Regions from separate parts of the Homo sapiens genome. Here all the other regions are linked to region 1. The links are chromatin loops, found by intact Hi-C in ENCODE. Cell type or tissue: endothelial cell of umbilical vein. All regions are shown on one strand. Region 1 overlaps VEPH1 (ventricular zone expressed PH domain containing 1). Region 2 overlaps VEPH1 (ventricular zone expressed PH domain containing 1). Region 3 overlaps LOC101928236 (a long non-coding RNA gene).

What was found. Peaks named below come from ENCODE experiments on the same cell type or tissue, not always from the same donor. Only the 100,000 strongest peaks of a DNase experiment are listed, where the experiment ranks them.
Region 2: a loop joins it to region 1, with 4 times the contacts of the local background. A loop is called at or near these places in 5 of 110 quality-filtered maps.
Region 3: it touches region 1 in a loop (7-fold over the local background); 3 of 110 quality-filtered maps call a loop at or near these places.

Annotation. Positions count from the first base shown.
Region 1 is chr3:157,490,463-157,498,462 of GRCh38, reverse strand. VEPH1 (ventricular zone expressed PH domain containing 1) reads left to right here. Exons shown (of 14, transcript NM_001167912.2): 2 at 2,957-3,251. The coding sequence starts at 3,114. Among named protein-coding and RNA genes, the nearest start is that of VEPH1, 9.0 kb to the left of the region's middle. In endothelial cell of umbilical vein, a CTCF peak has its summit at 4,640 (motif pointing right); a DNase peak (open chromatin) is centred at 4,642; H3K27ac peaks cover 319 bases.
Region 2 is chr3:157,351,232-157,359,231 of GRCh38, reverse strand. All of the region lies in intron 9 of VEPH1 (ventricular zone expressed PH domain containing 1), which reads left to right. The region is part of intron 7 of LOC101928236 (a long non-coding RNA gene); the gene reads right to left. Among named protein-coding and RNA genes, the nearest start is that of PTX3, 82 kb to the left of the region's middle. In endothelial cell of umbilical vein, CTCF peaks have their summits at 4,354 and 7,082; a DNase peak (open chromatin) is centred at 4,351; H3K27ac peaks cover 2,476 bases.
Region 3 is chr3:157,236,022-157,244,021 of GRCh38, reverse strand. It overlaps LOC101928236 (a long non-coding RNA gene), which reads right to left. Exons shown (of 10, transcript XR_007096141.1): 3 at 4,223-4,432. It overlaps LOC105374179 (a long non-coding RNA gene), which reads left to right. Exons shown (of 3, transcript XR_007096142.1): 3 at 1,798-3,211. Among named protein-coding and RNA genes, the nearest start is that of CCNL1, 80 kb to the right of the region's middle. In endothelial cell of umbilical vein, a CTCF peak has its summit at 4,721 (motif pointing right); a DNase peak (open chromatin) is centred at 4,711.

The DNA of each region.
Region 1 (8,000 bases):
TTAAGTGGCTAAGTATGTGAGAAGCACTGAGATAAGTACCTGACACATGGCAAACACCCACCAAATGTCAGTTGTGCCATTATTTTATAAAGGGCTCGTTTACACTTTATCACCTGTGACCCTCAAAACACCCTGATGAAATAGACGAGGTGTGTATTAGCCCCATTTTGCAAATAAGAAAACCAAGTCTCAAGAAAGGAAAACAACATGAACTAAAGGTCCTATAATCGCTGAATAGCTGAGCTGGGACATGACCCTTGGTTCCTAGATGAGCAGATGACTTAGTATGAACTCAGCACAAGTGCACTGAATAAAACCTGTAAAAATCTTAGCTATCCTAAAGGTGCTTCTCAAATACCATTTCCTCCATAAAGCTATTCATTATCATCTTCCCCTGGAAGTGACTTCTCTCTCCCTTGTACTTCCCCAAACTTCTTTTTGTAGTATCCAGGAGATTTTTCTCTTGGTCACTCCCATATTGTAGAAGGTGTTTTGAAGATCACAGTTGAAAACGTGCAAAAGAGCCCTTTGAAAAATAATGTGTAAGTCTCACCTCTCCCCACTCCACCCCTATGTTTGTGAAAGCTTTCCTGTATGGCTGTGTGTTAAACAACTTGATGTTTCTGTTTAGGGCCCAAAGCAATGTTTTGCATGTGATGGGCCCTCAAGAGTAAGAGCTGAAGTTGGCAGCATGAATGTGGGACTCCACACCAGGTGTCATGTAAATGTGGAGTGTGCAGAAAGAGCCCAGGAAAAGCCTGGGGGTGCTCCTCTGTACCAGCACGTATTACTGCTCCTTCTTGGAGCTCCTGAGCATCTATGACTGGGGCAGTTGAATGTACTTCATGGAGTGCCACATGTCCAACAAGCTGACAGGTCAGGTGAAGTCATTTCCATCCAATTTTCCTGAATATTATTTTACTGAGACTCTTGTCACTGTAAATATCTGAGCCTGGGAGGAAAATGTGTTAAGAGAAAAATGTAGGAAAACACTGTGCTGATTTTCCTTAGAGATATTGTGATTCACCCTCCCACATTTCCCAGGGTGCGAACTACTTTGCAGTACCTCACTGTGCTCCACCTCCCTCTGAAAGCTTACCACTCTCCTTTGCTCTTCCTCCAAGCGTCTTCTCCTGTGACTGTCTTGCTCTCTGGTTGCTCTAAATCTCAGGGCATAGAATGGGCAAGGATCCAGGAGCAGTGTAGAAGGGGAGAGGAATTCATTTTCTTGCTTGATAACCCTGCTCACACCTTCATCATTAATATTAATAATGCTCTGAGGACCTTTACTCCTAACAGTAGCCTCACATTTTACATGGAGTCAATATTTCATAATGGTTATGAACTTGGAGTCTAGCACTACTGGAGTCTCTGGGTTCAAATTCCAGCTCTCCAGTTTTGTAGCTGCATGGCTTTAGCAGTTATTTAACTACCTCAGGTTGCTCACCTACAAAGTGGGGATGACATATTTTCATATAGTTATGAGGATTAGATGAATTAATATTTACAAAGTGTTTATGCCTGGTACATAGATAAAGGCATGTAAGTGTTAGGCTTCATTTTTCAAAAGCTGGTAGATAGTACAAAAATTGCATATAGAGAGTATTTTCCTTAAAATCCCTATGACTCATGAATTGTACCACTTACAATACTACAGATAGCTTATTTAGTTGAGTGTGTAATGAAAGCTTTGGCTTGTATTTTGAGGCCATGGTGTTTGAAGAGTATGTGTCTTTAAACTTGCACTCAACACAAAGAGGTGCTCTCACAACAATAGCTCAGAGGAGAGGTCTGAGACTACCCAAGGAAACAATAGATTCTCCTCTCCCTTTTCACACTCTTTCTGGCAAACCATTCAGAGTAAAATGCTAGGTAGAAATGCCTATTACTTGTATTAAATAACTCACTCTTGGCTCTCACTAAGCATGTGGCTACATTTGTAAGCTACCCACATGTATGAGGTGATTCCACTCTACTGTAAACTGTGAGGGAAGTGCACTGGACTGAAATCAGTAGACTATCCTTGCCACAGCTATTATGGGGCCTTGGGGCAGTCATTAAACCTCACTGGACATTAAATGATTACTAAGGTCTCTGCCAGTGCAAATGGTCTGTGATTTTATTAGGCCCAGAAGGGAGCTGATGAGAATAATCAGATGTCTAATTTGTGCCATTGCCCTCCTCTCTGTAGACTGTTAATTGGGTGAGAAATATAGTGGGACTTTATTACTTCAACTGGAATAGAGGGAGAGTTGCCTGATCCCAAAGCCCTCCTCTTTAGCCCACATGGCAAGGCTATCATGTTCATTTCAGTGTTAAAGTTCATCTTCATGTTCAGTAGAGATTTATCTAACGCCATTCTCCTAAGCAGCATCTTTATTTTATTGCTACTTGATTATAGAGTACGTAGGAGTAGGGTAAGTACTGAGGTCACCTTTTTGACTGACAGAGCAGGGAACTTCTACTGCTAGCGTAGCAAGGCAGCCCAACCAAGAGGTAAGCACTGGTTTCTGTGTCCAGGTTCTGGAAGAAAGGGTTCAAGGAAGTGGGTCTAGGAGATGTTTCCTATGCTCCCTCTTTTCCTTTTGTTCTCCCTTTCTGTTTGATTCCCATGAGAATCTTTTTGAGGAAAATCTGGCAAGTGTTAGGCATGATTGTTGTTTTTCCTTGTGACATGGAGAGAAGAGAAGGATGTAGAAAGGAGAAAAGCGTAGGGCTCATGTTGACTTTTAAAGTTCAAATTAAATTCTGGAGAAACCTAGTAATTTTTGACAAGACTTTTTGAGACAAAAACAAGGAAAGAGTTCATTTAAAGATCATTAAGCCAGGATCTATTAGTCTAGGCACATGTTTCCAAGTTTCTTTTTTCTCTCTCTCTCCGCTGGACACTGAGTTCACATTCTGAGCTTATGCCATTCTGCCAGTGGCTACATTGTGTCATTTGTTTCCCTTGCAGAGAGTGTCAATGAAGACCTCAAAGTCTGGAGAAAAATGACCTTTCATGGAATAAGAAGTATACCTCCTTCTACATGTTTTTGTCTTACTGACCTCTGATAACTGGAACACATGACTCTGGGTCTGTAGAAAGTCAACTGATCAAACTCATCCTCACCATGCATCAACTGTTCAGACTGGTTTTGGGACAAAAAGATCTTTCACGAGCTGGGGACCTCTTCTCCTTAGATGACTCTGAGATTGAAGACAGCCTTACAGAAGCTTTGGAGCAAATTAAGATAATTAGCTCATCTTCAGTAAGTAAACTGGTTTATAGACTACATCTCTGAAATGGCCTGTCCTAGAGCTAGAGATTTGTTTATATCCTGGCAGAAAGATCTTTGCAGGGGAAAGAGGAAATACCACTAATATTGGTCTCTCTTAATCTGCTCTGTGGTTTTGTTGGCATCTAAGAAATATCAGTAGGGAAGTCATGGCTTAGTAGGGGGCAGTTAGATCATCTTTTGCCCACTCACAAAGACCAGAATTCTGAAAATTGCAGAGCAGCATGGAATTCTCACAAAAATATTATTTAGGGGCTATTTTTATGTCCTTGAAATGACACTGAGAGGAGAGGGAGCCAATCCAGGGAAAAGCAGACCTGCAGAGCAGCATAACAGCATCAGTAAACAAGAGCAGGGTGTGTGTGGGAGGCTGAATAATGAAAGAAGGCAGGATGACACCTCCTGCCACGCAGGTAATATGAGACAAGGACAACGATCGCTTTGCTGCCAGAAGTGACAGTTGCCCAGGACTTAATAAGGCTGATTCTGTTTACTTCTGTATTGTCTCTATTTTTATCTTTCCCTTGCTTCTTTTTCTACCCACCTGCATCCCTACTCCCTGGACCTGCCATTTAATTCCACCCACCCATTATTAGTCCCCAGTGTGATCAGACAGATGTAAAACCTCCCATCAATACTTGCATTCCTTCGCTTCTCTTCAATGTCAAGATTATATATTCTGAAAGCACTTCCCAAAGGGGATGGATGTGGAGTGCCCAGTGTGGTTTCATGTTGACCTTCTTGATTGTACTTGGACCCTCCATGAGACTGGTCCCACTTCAAAGGCCTAGGGCCACCAGGCATCCACCCACATCCTCCCAGCTCAGCAGTGTTAGCCAACACTTGGCACAGACACTCATTGGAAAGATGAAAGTGGTGGGACTCAAGCCATACAATACTGAATTGGCAAATGTGTGCATATTTCAGAAACAACAGCGCTCTTCTGTGTTACAAAGAAGATATATTTAAAAGGTATACTGGCAACCCGTGCAGCCTCCTCTTCAAGCCTATTTTCTCTTGCTGGCTGCCATTAACATGCTGAACTCCCCCCAGTGACCAATGAAGTCACTGCTCAAAAAACTCTTCTTTTCTCAGGTAATGTCTTTGATGGCAATTACTCATCCACATCTTTTCCAGAACATTAATCAACTTAGGTTGACGCAAAGCACAACATGTTCCTGGTACATTTTCATTTTCTGGGTAAGATTTTTGTCCTGTTTTCAGAAACCCCTTCTTTCACACTCCTCTGCAAATCAGTTGGCTGAAAATTACACTGGTTTTCATCTTCTTACTAGGAAAACAAAACAAAACAGTAATCAAAGATCACATAAGTTCCCTAAAGCCTACTTCCACTAGAGGTCACTAGTGGCCAGTTATTTATTTTGTTTGCATCATTAATTGCTTTGTTTCACAGACATCAAATTCAGAATTTTAGGACTGGTGACTCAGTTCTATTATATAACTCCACTGGTTAGCCATTAAGGCTGGCAGGTCCCTTGTCATTAGGATCATCGTCCATTCATTAAGCTGTCCAAATAGCATCTCACTCTACCAGGAGTTCTGGAGAGCCAGGAGTTCGTGTGTCTTCTTCATCTACTAACTTTTACCACATCTTACTTCTTCCATTTCTCTATCTGTAACCCTCTCATGGAACAGAAGAAGAATGGTAGCTTGTAATTTACATATATCAAGTTTGAGGTTACCAATGCCAGCAGCTCCTTATCTTCCTTTTCTGATTAGCACATGGAACCACCATGCCTGCTCTATGGCTTACATCCCTGTTAGCTGCGTCCCATCCTTCCCTCAGATCCAGCCCCAGCTATTCCTCTCTAGGCCTCTCCTAATGACCTTGGATCTCAGTAATCAATTCCACTTCTCAATTTCTCTTCAGAAACGTAGAACAGGAAGGGATCGTCTAAATTGCCCCTTCCAACTTCCAGCACAGAAGATTGCTGAAAAATAGGTGGCTTCTCCTGCACTTGCAATGATGCGAATATGGTGGGTTTCTAATATTTTTACCTGCTTCTCAATTTTCCTTTGGTAAATTGTCCCTTTCCATTGCATAAAACCTTGATGGCATCTCCATCAAGGTTCCCTACTCATGAGTGCCCACTACCCTTCCCTATCAGTGGTGGGGGAGAGAAGAGGTGAACACCTGGCCCAAGCTTGAAAATCAGAAGTTTTTCCCCAGTAGTTTTAAGAAAGATATCAGCAGGGGGTGATTTATCATGAGGACGGTGCCCCAAAGAAACAGTACTTTACTTCCTCCCTCTCTATCATTGTAGCTGCCTTGATCACTGCTCCTTTTAAGGCCTGGTACTTCACTTTCTCCTTCAAATAAGTGGGCCACCTCTAATCTTCTTCTTATAGCTATTATTATTATTGTTTGCTGTACTTATTCAGACTTTTTCTGTTGCTTATGATCAAAGAACCCTGACAAAGAGAGAGCATTTTCATTGTTGGGAGTTCAAATTGTTAACATGTTCCTCTGCTTAGCCAGATGAAATCTTACTTTGTACTTTCTACCTGTTGTCTCTGTTCTGTTCTCTGCCCCCAACAATCAAAAGAGTCTACCCTCTGTTTCTACAAGAAAAACTTTAAACCTTTTGAAGATAAGCACCAGGCTTCACCTCTGGCTTGTCTCATCCCAGCTAAACATCTTAGTGACCTTGGGTTTTTCCATGACAAAGAAGGAGCCTGTGTCTGGGAAAGGTTACAGCACCTCATGTTGTAGCCATCAACTGTCAGATCTGGAAAACTCAATTTTGTTGGTACCTGAGAAATGCTATCCAAATCATGCTATCCAAATACAAGACTTGGAAATATAAATTAGATTAAAACACGATGTACTGATTTACAATGAAAATTATAACTCGTACGGATCAGAATTCTTGTGTGTTTCATGCTGTTCTCAAGTCTGTTTACTCAGTCTTTCTTTGGATAAGAAATACTTTTATTGATTAGGTTTCTTCCTCCTCCATGACAATCACATTCCAGCCCTTCCTCCCTGAGATTACATCTAACTCACCTGCAAAGTCACCCATCAAAAGATAATGTCTTGGTTTAGGCCTGTACTGGCTAATCCCACTCATATGAGTGGACTTTATTGGTTTAATCCTCAAAGGACAATCTTGTTTCTGCATTGTTAGAGAAGGCTTCATTGAAGCTCCCAGGTATGGCCTACACTCTTATCATTCTGCTTACCCTCCTTTGGAATAGTCCTAATTTATTATTGTAATTTATCATTGCCCAATACTCAGACCAATTGCTTAGAACAACTACTAATACTAGTCAAATATTCTATGTTTTTAAAAAATCAGTTGTCCACATTTATCTTGTGATGTGCTAAGGCATTCAGGTTGAATCAAGACTTGTAATTAGATAAGTTTAAATTTTTTAAAGTGTATTCTGCCACATTTTCAACATTGCAAAAAAAATTATTGTCTTTAAGCCCTCATTCCAGAATATGTCTTTTAAACATCATGATTCTGTCAAATATATTACTTAGCACTTTCAGCTTTGTGGAATCCAAAAATGTGGCAAACAAGCCTCCAATCCTTCCCCCAAAGCCACTCACAAAAATAATTAAACTTTACTAGATTTTACTGTCCAGTCCATGTCCTCTTTTTCTACCAGTTACTACAAAATACTACTATGAAATGTTTTGCCCTTATGTTTCACTTTGAAAATGTGACTACTCAACTCAGTATCCTCTCCAAGTTCCCAAACATACCTTTAAGTTTTGTCTTTTCATTTCAAGTCCTTTCTAGACCAGTTTTACCTGATAATCACTTGTACTAACTTGGCTTTCCTCCCAGGCTACTCCAAGAGAGATTGTCTCATCCACTCATCCACTTCTCCCACCTTTCCATTGGTGCTCACCTCATGCCCAACCGATCCACCCGCCTTCCAGTTCTCTTTATTTTTCTTTTAACAATGAAACACACCAGGCACACAGAATCACCCACTTTAACATGTTAGGTACAATTGAAAATCCCTGCATGTCTCTTTTTAATCCAATTCTCCTCCCTCATGCCTCCCAAGGTAACCAATATCCTCCTTGTGGTATTTAGCTATGCATGGTTGCTTTTTGTTTTTGTTTTTGCTACACATCCATGGTTCCAAAGTGAATTACAGCATAGTATTTTGTATTTTTAAACTTTATATAAATGTTGTCATAGGGCTCAAATTACGTTTTTGAGATTTGTCTATATTGGTACAGGTAGTTTCAACTCATTTATTTTTGCTGAGGCAGAGTATTCCCTTATGTGAATGTGCTACAATGTATCCATTCTTTTTTTGGTTTATATTTATTATTTAAACAGTGCTACAGTAAACATTGTTGTAATTGGCAATTTTGGCCAATTATTTCTAAAGTTCTAAATACTTGTAATTGCCAAGTATTTCTAAAGTACACAATTAAAAGTGAAACAACAGGTTTTAGGGTTTTGTGTATTTGCAACTTTGTGATATACCAACAAATTGCTTTCCAACAGGGATGTGCCAGTTTACACACCCAACATCAGTGTATGAAAGTTCCAGTTGCTTTATATCCTCACCAGTGCTTGCTTTTATCAGATTTTAAAAGTTTTTTTTAATCTAAGTGAAGCAGCATGTAATTGTTTAAATATACACTCCTCTCATTATTACCAAGGTTGACCATTTTTTCATATGCTTATTTGCTGTATGCCATTTGTTTTCCTCTGAAGGAAGTGCCTACCA
Region 2 (8,000 bases), 140 kb after region 1:
AAATCCTTGGAAATCTGGCCCATAACTGAAGTTCTATAAAGAATAATATAAAAGCTTACAAGAACCTATCAATGTTACTTTGAAGTATTTCCTGATTGGGTGAAAATACATCCCATCTGTAGAGTGTATCAGCAAGGCTGACTTATAGAAAGCTAATTTTTAAGCTGGTAATGTAGTCCTTTCTTTATAGACCCACACAAGTTGATTTTTCTTTTTTGTTTTTTTCTTTTCTTTTTTGAGATGGAGTCTCACTCTGTCACCAGGCTGGAGTGCTGTGGCACAATCTCGGCTCACTGCAACTTCTGACTCACTGGTTGAAGTGATTCTCCTGCCTCAGCCTCCCGAGTAGCTGGGATTACAGGCACACGCCACTAGAGCCAGCTAATTTTTGTATTTTTAGTAGGGACGGGGTTTCACCATGTTGACCAGGATGGTCTCAATCTCCTGACCTCGTGATCCGCCCATCTCGGCCTCCCAAAGTGATAAGTTGATTTTTTTCTTAAAATGAGATTAATTATTAATATCAATTAGTGGGCATTGTTTTCATGGTTAATGACAAATAAAGCCTCCTTACTGAAAATGTGCATGTAGTCAAGTCCACCTCAGTGTTGGTGTGACTGTGGGGTGCTCACATCCTCCTGGTCCAGTTGGTCCCATCTGGGGGATGTTGATTACGCCCATCCACTTAATGCTTCTGGGGAAGGTTTCTTTTTTATTTTTTAATGGATTAGTTTAATCATGGGATTAGGATAATTTATCCATGAATTGAAGTTGTAAAATTTGGAGCCAGAGAAGAATTTTAAATCTTTTTCACACAATTTGAGAAAGAAAAACAGCAAATAGGAAAATGTTACCAAATTTCCTGGAGCCTCATTCATTAAGGTGGTCTCTTGGGCCCCTGTTAGAAGGGCACTTACTAGGGAATACTTTTCTAGCAAACTTTTCTTGGTGCTTTGGGACTTTTCTTGGATTACCTTACTTACCTGCTCCCACCTCTCCAAAAAGTGAATTTTAGTTGACAAAGGCAGACATAACAGCGACTGGTTTCTATCTTTACTTTCTCCTACCACACATATCCCAATCCCAGTCATCTGCAACAGCCCGTGAAACACATCCAAATAACAAGAAGAAATGAAGATTTACAAATCCTTTTGAAAAGACTCTCTGCAAACTGCTCTAATGAGTTGACATCAGAACACTGCCCTTGTACATCCTCAGCCAAGAGTAGGTGCAAGACTCGGGCGTGTAACAACAAATCACTGGGAAGGATGTCACCTACTTGCATCCATGACTTAACATGTTGCAAACTTCCAAAAGAAGACATAACATAACTTTATTTCTCATTAATTATATTTTTAAAAGCTCTTCTTTAAAATAAAGAAAAAGCTTGGTTTCCTTTGCACATTTAAATAAATAATTAAAGAAAAGTGTTCTGGCCGGATGCAGTGGCTCATGCCTATTACATAATCCCAACACTTTGGGAGGCCAAGGCAGGCGGATCACCTGAGGTCAGGAGTTCGAGACTAGCCTGGCCAAAATGGCAAAACCCCATCTCTACTAAAAATACAAAAATTAGCCAGGCGTGGTAGCACGCGCCTGCAGTCCCAGCTACTCAGGAGGCTGAGGCAGGAGAATCGCTTGAACCTGGGAGGCAGAGGTTGCAGTGAGCCGAGATCACACTGCTGCACTCCAGCCTGGGCAACAGAGCAAGACTCTATCTCAAAAAAAAAAAAAAAGTTTCTTACAATGCAGATGGACAAAGGAGTATGTTGTTTGTCTGCATGTCTAGTTAACCTGTTATTTATCTACAGATGAGATGAATATTCATCTGACTAGAAAACAGTGCAAAATAAAATTGGTTGAGCACATGCACACTCTTAGGACATTTTGTATGGAGATCCAGGAGCAGTTATCTGACTGAAAATGAAATCTGTCATCTCAAACCTTGAAATGCCTAATTCCCCTAATATAGTATCCACCTTAGGTGTGTCTCTAATAGATTTAAAGGGACCTTGCTAACAAATAGAGGCAAAAGTAAATACATAAATGGAGCGAAAATGCACAGGAGTATATTTCAATATATCTCACCCTAAAAGTCACCACATTAAAAGAAAAATGAGGAGATGTGGGTGGTGTAAAAGCAGTTGTTTTCTGTGGCATATTTCATATTTTTAAATATATTTTTGAAATGTATTATTATTAAGATAGAAGGGTATATAGCAATATACTCTTATATCCACAGTCAGTACTTTTATCTTTTTTGAGGGAAGCTTATACTCAGAGATTATTATCAGTCATCCATTATTGTTGTTTGGGGACTGTCTTTACTCCAAGGGATGCAGTGCAGTATAAAATGGTCCTGAGCCCCTGACAGTCCCCAGCAGAAGAGTACATTCCAATCCAGTTTGCCACAAACCAAATTTCAGTAAAGTGAATGTTATTCTTCCATTTACTTTCATTATGAAACTGGCAGTATATGCCCTGTAGGGAAACAGAGTGGTCCCTGGATGTCATCAAATCTCATTTAAAAACAGAGTAAACAGAGTAAATCCATATTTTTTAGCTCTGTTGGTGATGAAGAGTTGGTAGCCAGGAAACTGAAAAGAGATTATATCGCTGGGTGAAGGGTTTTGATAAGACAGAGGAAAAGGTGGGGGTGGAGGAGGGTAGATTATTTCCTCCTATTTGCTCCACAACAACCATCAAATTTCAGGTGACGGAGGATTTTTAAATATTTTTCCAAAATCATAGGCAATTACATAGTTAGCAATTGAGAGTCCAGGTATTTGATAATTTAGTAGGAAATGATCTGTGTTACAGTTCATTTTCAGAGAGGTGCATATTTACAGCAGATGAGTCCAAAGCTGACAGAGTCTACTTGGATTGAGGCAAAAAGAGCTGAGTAAAAGACAGCTAATTCCTATGTCTACATTTTTACCCTGTTCACATTAGGGACTGGTGAAAAATTATAAAACACAGGGTTTTGTTTTTTTGTTGTTGTTGTTTGTTTGTTTTTCTTATAAAAAGATTCAGTTGGCCCGGTGTGGTGGCTCATGCCCATAATCCCAACACTGGAAAGCCGAGGTGGGTGAGTTGCTTGAGCCCAGGAGTTCACGGCCAGCCTGGGCAGTATGGTGAAACTGCTTCTCTACAAAAAATATGCAAAAATAAGCCAGCCATGATGTGCACTTGTAGTCCCAGCTGCTTGGGAGGCTGAGGTGAGAGAATCGCTTGACTCCAAGAGGTCGAGGCTGCAGTGAGCGGTGACTGCACCACTGCCCTTCAGCCTGGGTGACAAAGAGAGACCCAGTCTCAAAAAAAAAAAAAAAAGAGTGAGAGAGTCAGCAAACTTTTAAAGGTAATTTGCTTTACAGAAAATCATCATTTTTCAGATGAAAATATCCACATCAATTATCCCGCAGCCATTAAAATATTACACTGGCATTAAAATAAGCCACAAATGCAGGAAATGTAAAACTGTCAAAGAAACTCTGAGAGTGTGATTCTGTTTCTCATATAAAACCCTGTAGTTTATACATGTAAGTAAAAACTACTTTTTACAGATGATCACTTCAGTTTAGATGTTTGAAGAAATATTAATCTGGGAAGTAATGCCTTACATGGCTAGGGACAATGACAGGTGACTGTGTCTCCCCAGTGAGATTTCTAAGCCTCAACGCACAAGAATGTTGTCATCTACTTAGCTGGTATTTGTGCTCAAATCACCTGGTGTTGGGCCAGGCAGGGAGAAACTTAGCCAGCCACCCCTAGAGTTCCCTGGTCTCTCAAACTTGAGGGATTTGTTAGTGATGCCTGAAAGGTTCATTCTCTGGATATGCTTTGGAGACTTGCCTGGCAACAGCAGAGATTGCCATGCTCATTTATGCCTTCATTCATTCATCAGCCAACTCTTCTTGAGAACCTGGCAGTACCAGGCACGCTGCTGTAGGCAGGGGATACAACTGTGTGCAGAATAGACATGGACTCTGCTTTCTTGGAACTTACATAATACGTAGTTACAAAGTGAGATGATTTATCTGCAGAAAAGGAACACGGTTCTGTCAGAACCTATCACATGGAATCTGCCCTAATCTGGGGGTCAAAGTAGCTTCCCTGGAGAAGGAACTCTTGAGAAATGTGAAGAGTAAGTAGAGGTGTGGGAGCTGAAGAGAACCGTCTGTCCTGTGGAAAGAAGGAGCACAGCCTACTCCAGGGACTGGAAGTTGGCCCCCTGGGGAGCAGTGAAGTGAAGTGAGGAGGAGGATAGTTCAATGTAGGCAGGGATCTGGGCTCTATCCTGAGAGAAAAGTCAGATTGAAAACATATCTCCCTACCTGCAATGTGGAGATTAGTCTGTAGAGGGGGCTAGAGACTCCTTAGGAAGCAAATGCTATTCTACAGGTGAATAGCAGATTCATTCATTCATTCAACAAAAATTTGAGTCCCTAAGTTTTGCTAGGCACTGAAGATATAGCAGCAAACAAAAGCAAATCTCTCCCTTCTTGGAACTTATTCTGTGGGATGATATGGACCAAGAACAAAAAATATATAGAAAGAATAATGCCAAATAGTGACAGATGCTGTGAAACAAAACAAGTTGGAGGGGGGATAAAGAATGGGATTACTATTTAGGTAGAGTAACAGGGGAAGGTCTCTCTACTGAAGTGATTTTGCAATGGAGACATGAATAAGGAGAAGCAGCAAGGACGGAACAGTAAATACAAAGCCATGAGGCAGAAGGACACTTTATGTGTGGCACCCTAGATTAGGGTGGTTGGACTACAGGTGGTGAGAAGTGTTCACTCCAGATATATTTCAAAGGAAAGCTGTCAGCAGTGCTGGTGGGTTGGGCCTAATCACCCAATGGATGGATGAGACAGATAAGACTAGAGGAAGAATGTGTGGGGAGATACAAATCAAGAGCTTGGTTTTAGACACATGAATTTTGAGATGACCACTCATTCTTTTTTTTTTAATTAATAAACTTTACTTTTTAGAGAAGTTTTAGGTTCACAGCAAAATTGAGTGGAAAGTATAGAGAATTCCCATTTACCTCCTGTGCCCCACTACACACACAACTTCCCCCACTGTCAGCATCCCTCACCACAGCGACACATTGGTGCAATCGATGAACTCATAGTGATACATTATCATCTAGAGTCCATAGTTTACACTGAGGTTTACTTTGGTATTGTACCTTTTATGGGTTTTGACAAATGTATAATGACCTGCGTCCGTTATTGTAGTTTCAAACAGAGTAATTTCACTGCCCTAAAAATCTTTCCTGTTCTGCTTCTTCATCTTGTTCATTCTTCATCCATTCATTCTACAAAATTTTTGAGTGCCTACTACATGCCAGCACACTCCAGGGACTTGCGAAACACCAGTGATCAAAATAGGCAAATATCCTTGCCTCCATGGAGGCTGTTCTAGTGGGAAAAGATGTATGATAAATAATAGAAATGATAAATAAGTAAAATATGTAGGATGTTACAAAGCGTTAAGTGCTATGATAAAGAGAAAAATAGAGCCAGCCAAGAAAACCCAGGAAAAAAAAGGATTTACATATATGTGTATGTATGTACAAATTTGGAGGGAGGGGGGAAACTTCTAGAAGGATACACATCAAGCAGCTATCACTGTTTTTCTCTGAAGAATCACACTGGGGCTGAGTGCAGTGGCTCACATCTGTAATCCCAACACTTTGGAGGACAAGGTGGGCAGATCGCCTGAGCTCAGGACTTCAAGAAGAGCCTGCGCAAAATGGCAAAACCCCACCTCTATTAAAATATCCAAAAATTAGCTAGGAATGGTGGCATGCCTCTGGTCGCAGCTTCTCAGGAGGCTGAGATAGGAGAATCACTTGAGCCCAGGAGGTGGAGGTTGAGCCAAGATTGCGCCACTGCACTCCAGCCTGGGCAACAGAACCAGATCCTGTCTCAAAAAAATAAAAAGAAAAATAATCAGATTGGGGGTGCAGGCAGAGAAGAAAGCGAGAGGGAGGGGGAAATTTGAACATTTTAATGTAAATATTTCTGCAAGGTTTGGAAATTTTTAATAAGAATAATTGGCTTCAGTAACAGAGATGCAGGTAACTTGGAACTAGGTAATAACTCCAGATGCCCAGCGTCCTATCTAAATTGGGTTCCAGTCCCACCTCTGCTGCAGGGCAATTCTGATTCCTTGAACAGGTTACTTCATCTCATTGGTCACCACTTCCTCACACTTATCCCAAGAGTATATTACAGAGCCATGGGTTTGCAAGCTCTGCTCCCTATAGAGGCTCCAGAGACCCTTTTTTCCTCCCTTTACCTGCCCTGCAAACAGAACAACCCTGATGTAGCTGGCTTCACACACTAGCCTTCCTGAAGAATGTTTAAACCAAGAATTCCACAGCTTAAAGAAACTTGAAAAACACTGGGCTGGATAACTTTTAAGGTCCTTTATGCTCTAAATGCAATTAATCCCTAGTGTCTTATGGCAGAGCTGGCAAAGTATAAAACATTAGTTATTCAGCCAAGGTTTTTTTGTTGTTGTTGCTATCAGCCTCAAACAACTTTATTACTAATTTTGTATCTCCAATGTAAAGTAAAAAACAAAACTTTTCTTTCATATTAATTTCCTGTCCTTTCTCTAGACATCTGCATTCATCAGTTTACTACAGTTGGGAGAAAATAAGCCAGATTGTTCATAGTTGTGAGGTTTGTCTCACTATTTGCTTGGATTTATTCATTAATATGTATCAAACAGCACATAACCAACCATGATCAGCAAATTAATGCATTGTGTCTGTCCTGACTGTTTCTATTCTAACAGTTTTGTTCACCTTACTCAATAGAAAGTTATCTATTTCAAACAATACGTGAAGCAGCCTATAAAAATATATAATAAAGCAAAAAGAATTTTTACTCAATGTAGAGGGGAAAATAAACATAGAGAAAGAAAATGAATCCAGTAGTTGAGTTATTTTTCAGAAACTTATCCCTGGAAATATTCACAATTGCTATATGTGGTTTGAAATTTACTTCTGAGCACCCTAGTGGTCATAGTAAGGAGGGCAACAATATTGGTTTAAAAATCTACAGTGTCCATAAATAAAAGTGTACTAAGTGCTGGTGGGAGTAGGGGAAGAAAGCTGTTTATTTGGCTGATGAATGCTGTTCTCACTAAAGCCAGTTCATCAAAATAGGTGTTTATATTATGCAACAAACATACAACCATTAAACATAACAATAGAGCAATTATTCTAAACCAGAGGTAATTTTGTCTCCCCCATTTGATAATGTCTAGGGACATTTTTCATTGTCACAGCTTGGGAGTGGGTGCTACTGACTTCTAGTGGATACAGCCCAGGAATGCTGCTAAATATACTACAATGCGCAGGTCAGCCCGCCACCCCAAAACAAAGAATTAATCCAAAAATATCAGCAATGGTTGAAAAACGCTGCAACAGATCCTCGCTTCTTGAAATATGGTCCATGGACCAACAACATCAACATCACCTGGGTACTTGTTAGAAATTCAGATTCTCTGGCTTACCCTAGACCTATTGAATCAGCATCTACAGTTCCACAAGACTGCCACCTCCAACCAGGTGTTTCATAACACATTGAAGGTAAGAAGCACTACTACAGAAATAAGAATTTCCAGTAGACACTAGTAGTAGAGAAAAGACAATGAATTTGTGATTGAATTAATGGACTCTTCATTTAATGATCACCTATTAATTGAGGAGATGGGCCAAGTGCGGTGGCTCACGCCTGTAATCCCAGCACTTTGGGAGGCCAAGGCGGGTGGATTGCTTGAGGCCAGGAGTTTGAGACCAGCCTGTCCAACATGGATGTTCAAGTGATGTTCGTGAATGTTCAAGCGATTCTCCTGCCTCAACTTCCCAAGTAGCTGGGACTACAGGTGTGCGCTACCACTCCAGGCTAATTTTTGTATTTTTATTAAAAATGGGGTTTTACCATGTTGGCCAGGCTGGTCTTGAACTCCTGACC
Region 3 (8,000 bases), 250 kb after region 1:
CTGGAGTGCAGTGGCGCAATCACGACTAACTGCAGCCTGCAGCCTCGACCTCCCAAGGCTCAGGTGATCCTCCTCCCTCAGCCCCTGAGTGGCTGGAACCATAGGCACACGTGCACACATGACTAATTTTTGTATTTTTAGTAGAGATGGGGTTTCTCCATGTTGCCCAGGCTGGTCTCAAACTCCTAGGCTCAAACGATCCACCCACCTTAGTCTCCCAAAGTGCTGGGATTACAGGTGTGAGCCACTGCACCAGACAAGTTTCTATTCTTTGTTTTACTTTTTACTTTGTAATTTTTTTGAAGGGTATAGTTTACATACAATATAATTTCATATTACATATGTTCAGTTCATGAGTTTTGACAATTGTAAAAGCCAAAGATATCAATACCCAAAACAAAATATAGAATATTACACTCATCTCAGAAAGTTCCTCATGCCCCTCCACAGAGGCAATCAACATAGATTAGACTGGCATATTCTGTAAGGTTACATAAATGAGGCTGGGCACGGTGGCTCATGCCTGTAATCCCAGCACTTTGGGAGGCCGAGGCAGGTGGATCACCTGAGGTCAGGAGTTTGAGACCAGCCTGGCCAAAGTAAAACTCCATCTCAAAATTAAAAAAATAAAAAAAATACATAAATGGAATTATATAGTATGTAATTTTTTGTGTTTGGCTTCTTTCTCTTAACTTAATGTTTTTGAGATTCATCCATGTGGTTATGTATATTAGTAATTTATTCTTTTTTACTGCTGAGTACAATTCCATTGTATGAATATACCAAAATCTCTTTATCCATTCTCCAGCAGATAGACATTTTAATTATTTCTGGTATTTGGCTATTGCTAGTAAGGTGACTATAAACATTATTGTACAAATTCCTTTGTGACATATTTTCAGTTCTTTTGGGTAAAATACCTAGGAATTGAATGAAATACCTTCTACACGTCTTACCTTCCATATGTTTTATCCTATCTTTCATATTTTCACCTTTTCATCTCTTTGTACTACATTCTACAGAATCTCCTTAGATTTGTTACCCAATTCACTCATTCCTTCTCCAACTGTGTCCTGCTGTTTGTCCCATACACTGAGTTTTCATTTCAATGGTTATATTTTCATTTCTAGAATTTTTACTTGGTTCCTTTTTTTAATATTTCAGGTACTTTTAATAGTATCTTATTCCTTTCTCTTATTGTTTAATCCATATTTTACCGTTTTAATTACTTAAAATATCTTACATTTAATATGTTCATTTTCTGAACTTTTGGGGAGCACTAATCACATTGCGCTTTTTTTTTTTTTTTTTTTTTTGAGATGGAATATCACTCTGTCGCCCAGGCTGGGTGCAATGGCATGTTCTTGGCTCACTGCAACTTACATCTCCTAAGTTCAAGTGATTCTCTTGCCTCGGCCTCCCAAGTAGCTGGGGCTACAGGCATGTATCACCACGTCTGACTAATTTTTGCATTTTTAGTAGAGATGGGGTTTCACCATGTTGGCCAGGCTTGTCTTGAACTCCTGACCTCAAGTGACCCACCCACCTCAGCCTCCCAAAGTGCTAGGATTACAGACATCAGCTACTGCGCCCAGCCACATTTGCTCCTTATTAGTTTTAATTTCTTACTCTTAGTAGCTTATTTTTTCATGTGTTCATAATTTTGGTTTGTAAGTTCATGTTGGTGAGGTTTATCTATAAGATTTATGCTGTGAGAGCTATTTTGATAATATATATTACATACAATTATTTTATATAATTTTTTTTGTAAATTAACTGCCCTCCATCCCATTCTAGATCTGAGGATGAAGAATGAAGCTCGGAGCCTTGCAGCGGGAAGAACTTTATCTGAACAAGAGGCAGAATTTCCCAGTGGTCCCCTCTTTCTGGAAGCCTTGTCCCTGGTGGGCAGGGGAAGAAGGACAGTGGGGAGATCAAACTGTCACTTTTACAGTGCTAGGGCCCAGGTTAATTACTGACCCCCCTCTCTGAGCCCTAGGGCTCTGCCCTAACCTGGATCCCCTGAGGATCCCAAGAGAGTTCTTTGTGGAGAGGATGAGGCCAGGTATCTGGCCCTTTCAGAAGAAGAGGGGGCACTCGCTATGCTTGAACTATGGCTTAAGAAGCCCTCAAGCACCCCATCACTCCCTTTTTCCCCATCAACAACATGGGATCACCACACCCTAGACTTCACTGGGCTGCCTCAGGGCAAGAAGCAACCAACTAATTTTATGGAGAATCTTGGGAGAGGGCATGGCCAGGAGCCCTTGGTGAGTCCGCATGGCTGCCAGGAAAGGATTTTTTTTTTTTTTAATTGTTCTGCCAGATGGCGGACGTGCTATCAAACTGGAACAATTTCATGTTAATATCTTGACTTGGAGTTTCTGACCACTCAGATTGTATAAATTAAACCTCAAAGCTGTGTATGGGCAGAATCTGAATTCTTTTCTACCCAGAGGCCAGGGGAAACAGACAACTTTGCTTGACATTTCCCTTTGCCTGAGCATCTTTTTTCTGGCAGCATAGCCTTTTGAGGGCCCTAGCCATTATGCAGAGCCTTGATTCTGCCTCCCCACCTTGCATAGGCCAAGGCCTTGCCTATTGTACTAGCATGTCAGAAACCCAAACCTCTTGATCGCCAAGATCACCAAATACCCTCAAACAGGATTGGGGACTAGTATAAGCATCATCTCACCACTTCTGGTGTATGAGAGTTTCTTCTGTTTCCTTTGAGCTCAATATTTTAAAGACTATGTATTATATTTAATTCATCATTTCTAGGTGTTTTGTATTGAGAGGTTTTTCAGGGTATCTAGTTTGTTATGATGACAAAACTAACAGTCCACAAGCTATTACTTTCCTCCCACCAAAATCATCAATGAGTAATAGCCACTTTTCAGTCATTCTCCAAGTCGGAGCCAATTTCTTCATAGTTAGGACAGGTATACTATCCAATTAATAGACAAACATACCCTGCAGAGAAATCTTCCTCATATCTGAAACGTTCCTGCCAAATCCTTTCACTTTATCAGGTTCTAAGAGTTCCTGGATTACTCAAAAAGTTTATCAATGTGAGCTTCCTGTGAGACATTCTAGGAAGTTTAATTGGGAACAGAAAAATATGGAGCCATTTGAAATGATCCAAGTGGGACTCAGGTGGGTTCCATAGTGTTTGCGTGTTAGAACACACTTGATTAAAGCTTCTACTCCATGTTTGTTTTGTCTTGTTTTCAATTAAAGAAGCAGATGAGTCAAAAAAAATTAAAACCTAGACTTGCTCAAAAACACAAAACTTTCTTGGTGAATCTCACTTTTAGGTAGGATTCTGAAAAGAAAATATTGTTGGTTTGGAGAAATTGCAACTAGTTGTTCTTGCTGGTTTAGCAACATATTGTTGTACTAAGGAAGAAGATGGTGCAATTTCCCTGTAATCTTCAGCCCCCATATGAAGTGCTTTCTTTCCTAATTATTGTTTGAAAATCAAAACGTCTGTGTTAAAGGCCATTTACTTACTGAATGGCAAATAGGAGAACAAGCATAAACTGGTCAGAGAAAATGGCTTTTTAAATCCTCAGCCATTTACACAGGGCCAGAGAAAAAGATCAAGCTTCTCATGGCACAAAAAAACCATGACCATAGTTACCTCCTGATATTAAGTAAAATCCCTATAATGACTAAATATTCAGAGTTAGGCATGAAGAATATTTCGGAGTAGGAGAATAAATGGGAAGGAAAAGGATAATGCCCTAAAAGTGAGTCACTGACTACCAAAATATTGTGCTATGGTCTGAACGTTTCTCCTAAAATTCATATGTTGAAATTTAATTGCCAATGTAATAGTGTCATGAGGTGGGGCATTTTGAAGGTGATTAAATCATAAGGGGAAAGCTCTCATGGATAGGATTAAGGCCCTTATATGAGGGCTTGAGAGAGTGGGTTCTCTCTCTTCTGTTCTTCTGCCATGTGAGAACACAGTGTTTGTTCCCTCTGGAGGAAGCAGGATTCAATATGCCATCTTGGAAGCAGAAATATCTTCACCAGACACAAAACCTGTCAGCATCTTGATCTTGGACTTTCCAACCTCCATAACTGTGAGAAATATACTTCTGTTCTTTATAAATTACCCAGCCTAAGGTATTTTGTTATAGCAGCATAAACAGACTAAGACATACATCAAAACAATAATCCATAAAGAATCAAAGACTAGACCTTTTAAGCTAACCTGGGGTCCACTGGACAACATTATGATGCTTTGTTCTTGGTAATCCACTTTTTGACCATGCAGACTTTCTCACAGTAGCTCTCGTTGGTGCCCTCCTCACAAACTGCCCGCACCTTACACCCCTTCCTCCTACACTGGAACACTGTCTGCCCTCCCATTGGGCAGAGTGGCTGGGTGATGTGGTGTGGTGATCTGGAAAGATCCAACAACCTGCAACAGGAGACATATAGAGAACTATATCAGGAGGCTCCCAGAAGAGAGAGTAGGCAAAAGTTTGGAAAGTAGACAGCTTTGCAATCAAAATGATGACCCAGCCAAAGAGGGTAGATTCTAGGACTGTGATCTCTGAGAGGATTTGTGGTGAGGGAACTTAGGCAGAACCCCATTTCAAAAGGCAGTAAGGGACTTTGTTCAAGTACTTCCTTCAGCAGTAAGCCTGTCCAAAGATTCAGGGCTCGTTGACAGGCAAGGTTCCCACACTGGTTACTGCTATAGCCATTGCAGCACTAGGGGGAGCCCTAAGGCAGGCTGATGCAGTGCTGGGTTGCACCCGAAGCCCATGCCCCAGAGACTAGCGCAGCACTGGGGTGCTGCTAAAAAATGCTCTGCATTACTAATCACCAGGGAAATATAAATCTAATCACCAGGGAAGTGTAAATCAAAACCACAACGAGATATCACCTCACCCAGTTAGAATGGCCATTAACAAAAAGACAAAAAAATAGCAAGTGCTGGTGAGGATGTGGAGAAAAGGGAACCCTTATACACTGTTGGTGAGAATGTAAATTAGTACAGCCATTGTGGAAAACAATATTTAGGTTTCCTCAAAAATATTAAAAATATAACAATCATATGATCCAGCAATTCCACTACTGAGTATATATCTAAAGGAATTGTAATCAGTAGGTCATCTGTTTACATAACCAAATGAAAAAACATCAGTTAAGTCAAAGAGATATCTGCATTCTCTCATTTTTCACAGCACTATTTACAATAGGCAAAATATGGAAACAATCTAAGTACCCATGACAAATGAAGGGATAAAGAAAATGTGGTGTATATATACTCAATGGAATGCTATTCATCCATACAAGAGAATGAAATCCTGCCATTTGCACAACATGGATGAACTTGGAGGACATTATAGTAAGTGAAATAAGCCAGGCACAGAAAGACAAATACTGCATGATCTCACTCATATATGGAATCTAAAAAAGTTGCTCTCATAGAAGTAGAGAGTAGTAAAGTAGTTACCAGCTTGGGTGGTTGGGGAAAGCGGAATGTGGGAAGACATTAGTCAAAGTATACAAAATTACAGTTAGATAGGAGGAAGAAACTTCAAGAGGTCTATTGTATAGCGTGGTGACTATAGTTAATGACAATATTCTTGAAAAATGTAAAGAGAGTAGATGTTATGTGCTCTTGCCACAAAAAATGATTACTATGTGAGGTAATGCATTTGTTAATTAGCTAGATTTAACTATTCCACAATGCAATGTTATCTGTCAATTTTAAAACAAATAATAAACCACATACAATATAATTTGTGAAAAAACAAAAAAAAAGCAGGGACTAAACAAGGGCAGAGGAAAGGAACTAAGAGCACCAGCAGCTAGTTGAAATGAATCCCAAGACCAAGGGAGTGATCACAAGGATGGAGACAGCGGTCTAGGAGCCAGATCAAGGACTCACTCAGTGTTGCAGATAATCATTTGAGATAACACGGGCTCCTCCAAGGCATCCTTCCCCCAGGGCTTCTGTGTGCCCATTACTCTTCTTGATGCAGCAAGAAGAAAGAATCAAATTATTGGCCATGACTACCAAAATAGGCTCTCAAAATTCATACCAGAAATTATCATATTAAAAGCTAAAATGTTTAGAGACAAACGATTGTTTTGGTTCCAAAAGCTCTGCTCAATTTCTAAAGGTCTGAACAAGAAGTTTATACTATAAACACTGGAGTTGGAAAGATCACAGGGTAATGTAAAAGCCATTTCTTTCCTCTCAGCACAGCCGCTGCTGCCTCCCTAGAACAGAGGCAAATCTCACAGTTGTGAGGAAAGAAGATAATTGGGAAAAGAGAGCAAGAAAACAAGTAATTGATATGAATTCCTGAGAAAGGGGCCTCCATGGAGCTGGGGTGAAGCCTCTAGAAGAAATTTAAAGTAGTTTTGGGAAGGAACTGAGAGCATAGTAAACTTCTGCTTCCCTTCCCAGAAATACCTAAAGCCTCTTGGAGAAGCCTATATTCAACATTAGGCTACAGCTGAAAACCGGCAAAGTCTGAGAGATGTTCTGTTAGATTGGCCTGAGCACAGCTTCAGTGAGACTCAGCACCTCCAGTGGTATAGGAAAGCAGACAAGAGTTCCCAGGGCCCCCCTTGAAAAGGGTTCAGGAAAGCAAAGAGAGGTCCTGAGATGGGGATGTTGGGCACAGGTGCCTGGAACTAGCAAATGAAGGCCCGTGGCCAGGACATAACCATATGCCAGTGCACAATTAGAAGGACCAGACAGATTGAGTTATATCTTATAGATGCCAGAAGACAGAGATGGCTATCAACCAGAATCATCCTCTTTATGAAATCCTGGATGAGAAAAAAGTTATCTCATCCCCAACCCCCAGGTCTTATATCACCCATGGGACACAGAGATACCTTGAATTGGCTGTATTAAGAGTTCTACCACAAAATGGACATAGGGGCTCAAGAGCTAAACTAAGTTGGGTTGTAGGGAAATAAAGTTACATCTTTGCTCACCTGAATTTTGTGACCGTGAAGTTTATATCTGCTAACAGATCTGGATCCAGAGTAACTCTGATTTAATGCTGAAATCTCCTAAACTACTGGTTTGGGACATCAAAAGTTTTCACTAATTGAATTGTACAGAGTTCAGAAATACATATAACTATGCAATAGAATTTTATATAAAAGCTAAGTTTCAGACTAGTGAAGAAAAGCATATTCAATAAGTTGATTTGGTATAACTAGTAACAACTTGGGGAAAAAAGACAAATCTCATCTCACTCCTTATATCAAAGTAAATTTCATAAAGATCAAAGGTTTAAACCCTGAAAAAGAAACTATAATAATGCCTAAAGAAAACTGGGTGTATTTATTCATAATCTTAGAATGAAGAAGACTTTTTAAAGAATGACACAAAACATAGAAGCATGAAGAATATTAATAAATTTAGCTGTAAAGATTTTTAAATTTCTATGCAACAAAAAATAATAATGAACAAAATCAAAGACAATTGGTAAACTGGCAATATTGTTTACAACGCATATTGTAGACAAAGGGCTAGCTTCCTAAATTTAAAAGGAATGTGTATATACCAGGTGCAGTGGCTCACGCCTGTAATCCCAACACTCTGGGAGGCCAAGGCAGGCAGATATCTTGAGGCCGGGAGATTGAGACCAGTCTGGTCAACATGGCAAAACCCTGTATCTACTAAAAATACAAAAAATTAGCTGGGTGTGGTGATGCATGCCTATAATCCCAGCCACTCTGGAGGCTGAGGCAGGAGAATCGCTTGAAGCCAGGAGGCAGAGATTGCAGTGAGCCAAGATCACTCCACTGCATTCCAGCCTGGATGACAGAATGAGACTCTGTCTCAAAAACAAACAAAAAAGAATGCACACTACAGATATACTTGCAAAAGTATTCCATAAAATATGTTCATTACAGTATCATTTTTCATTAAAAATATATATATATATATTTTTAAACTAAAATTATCTTTAATAAGGGAACTAAGGAAGCATTGCCTGAGGCAGACC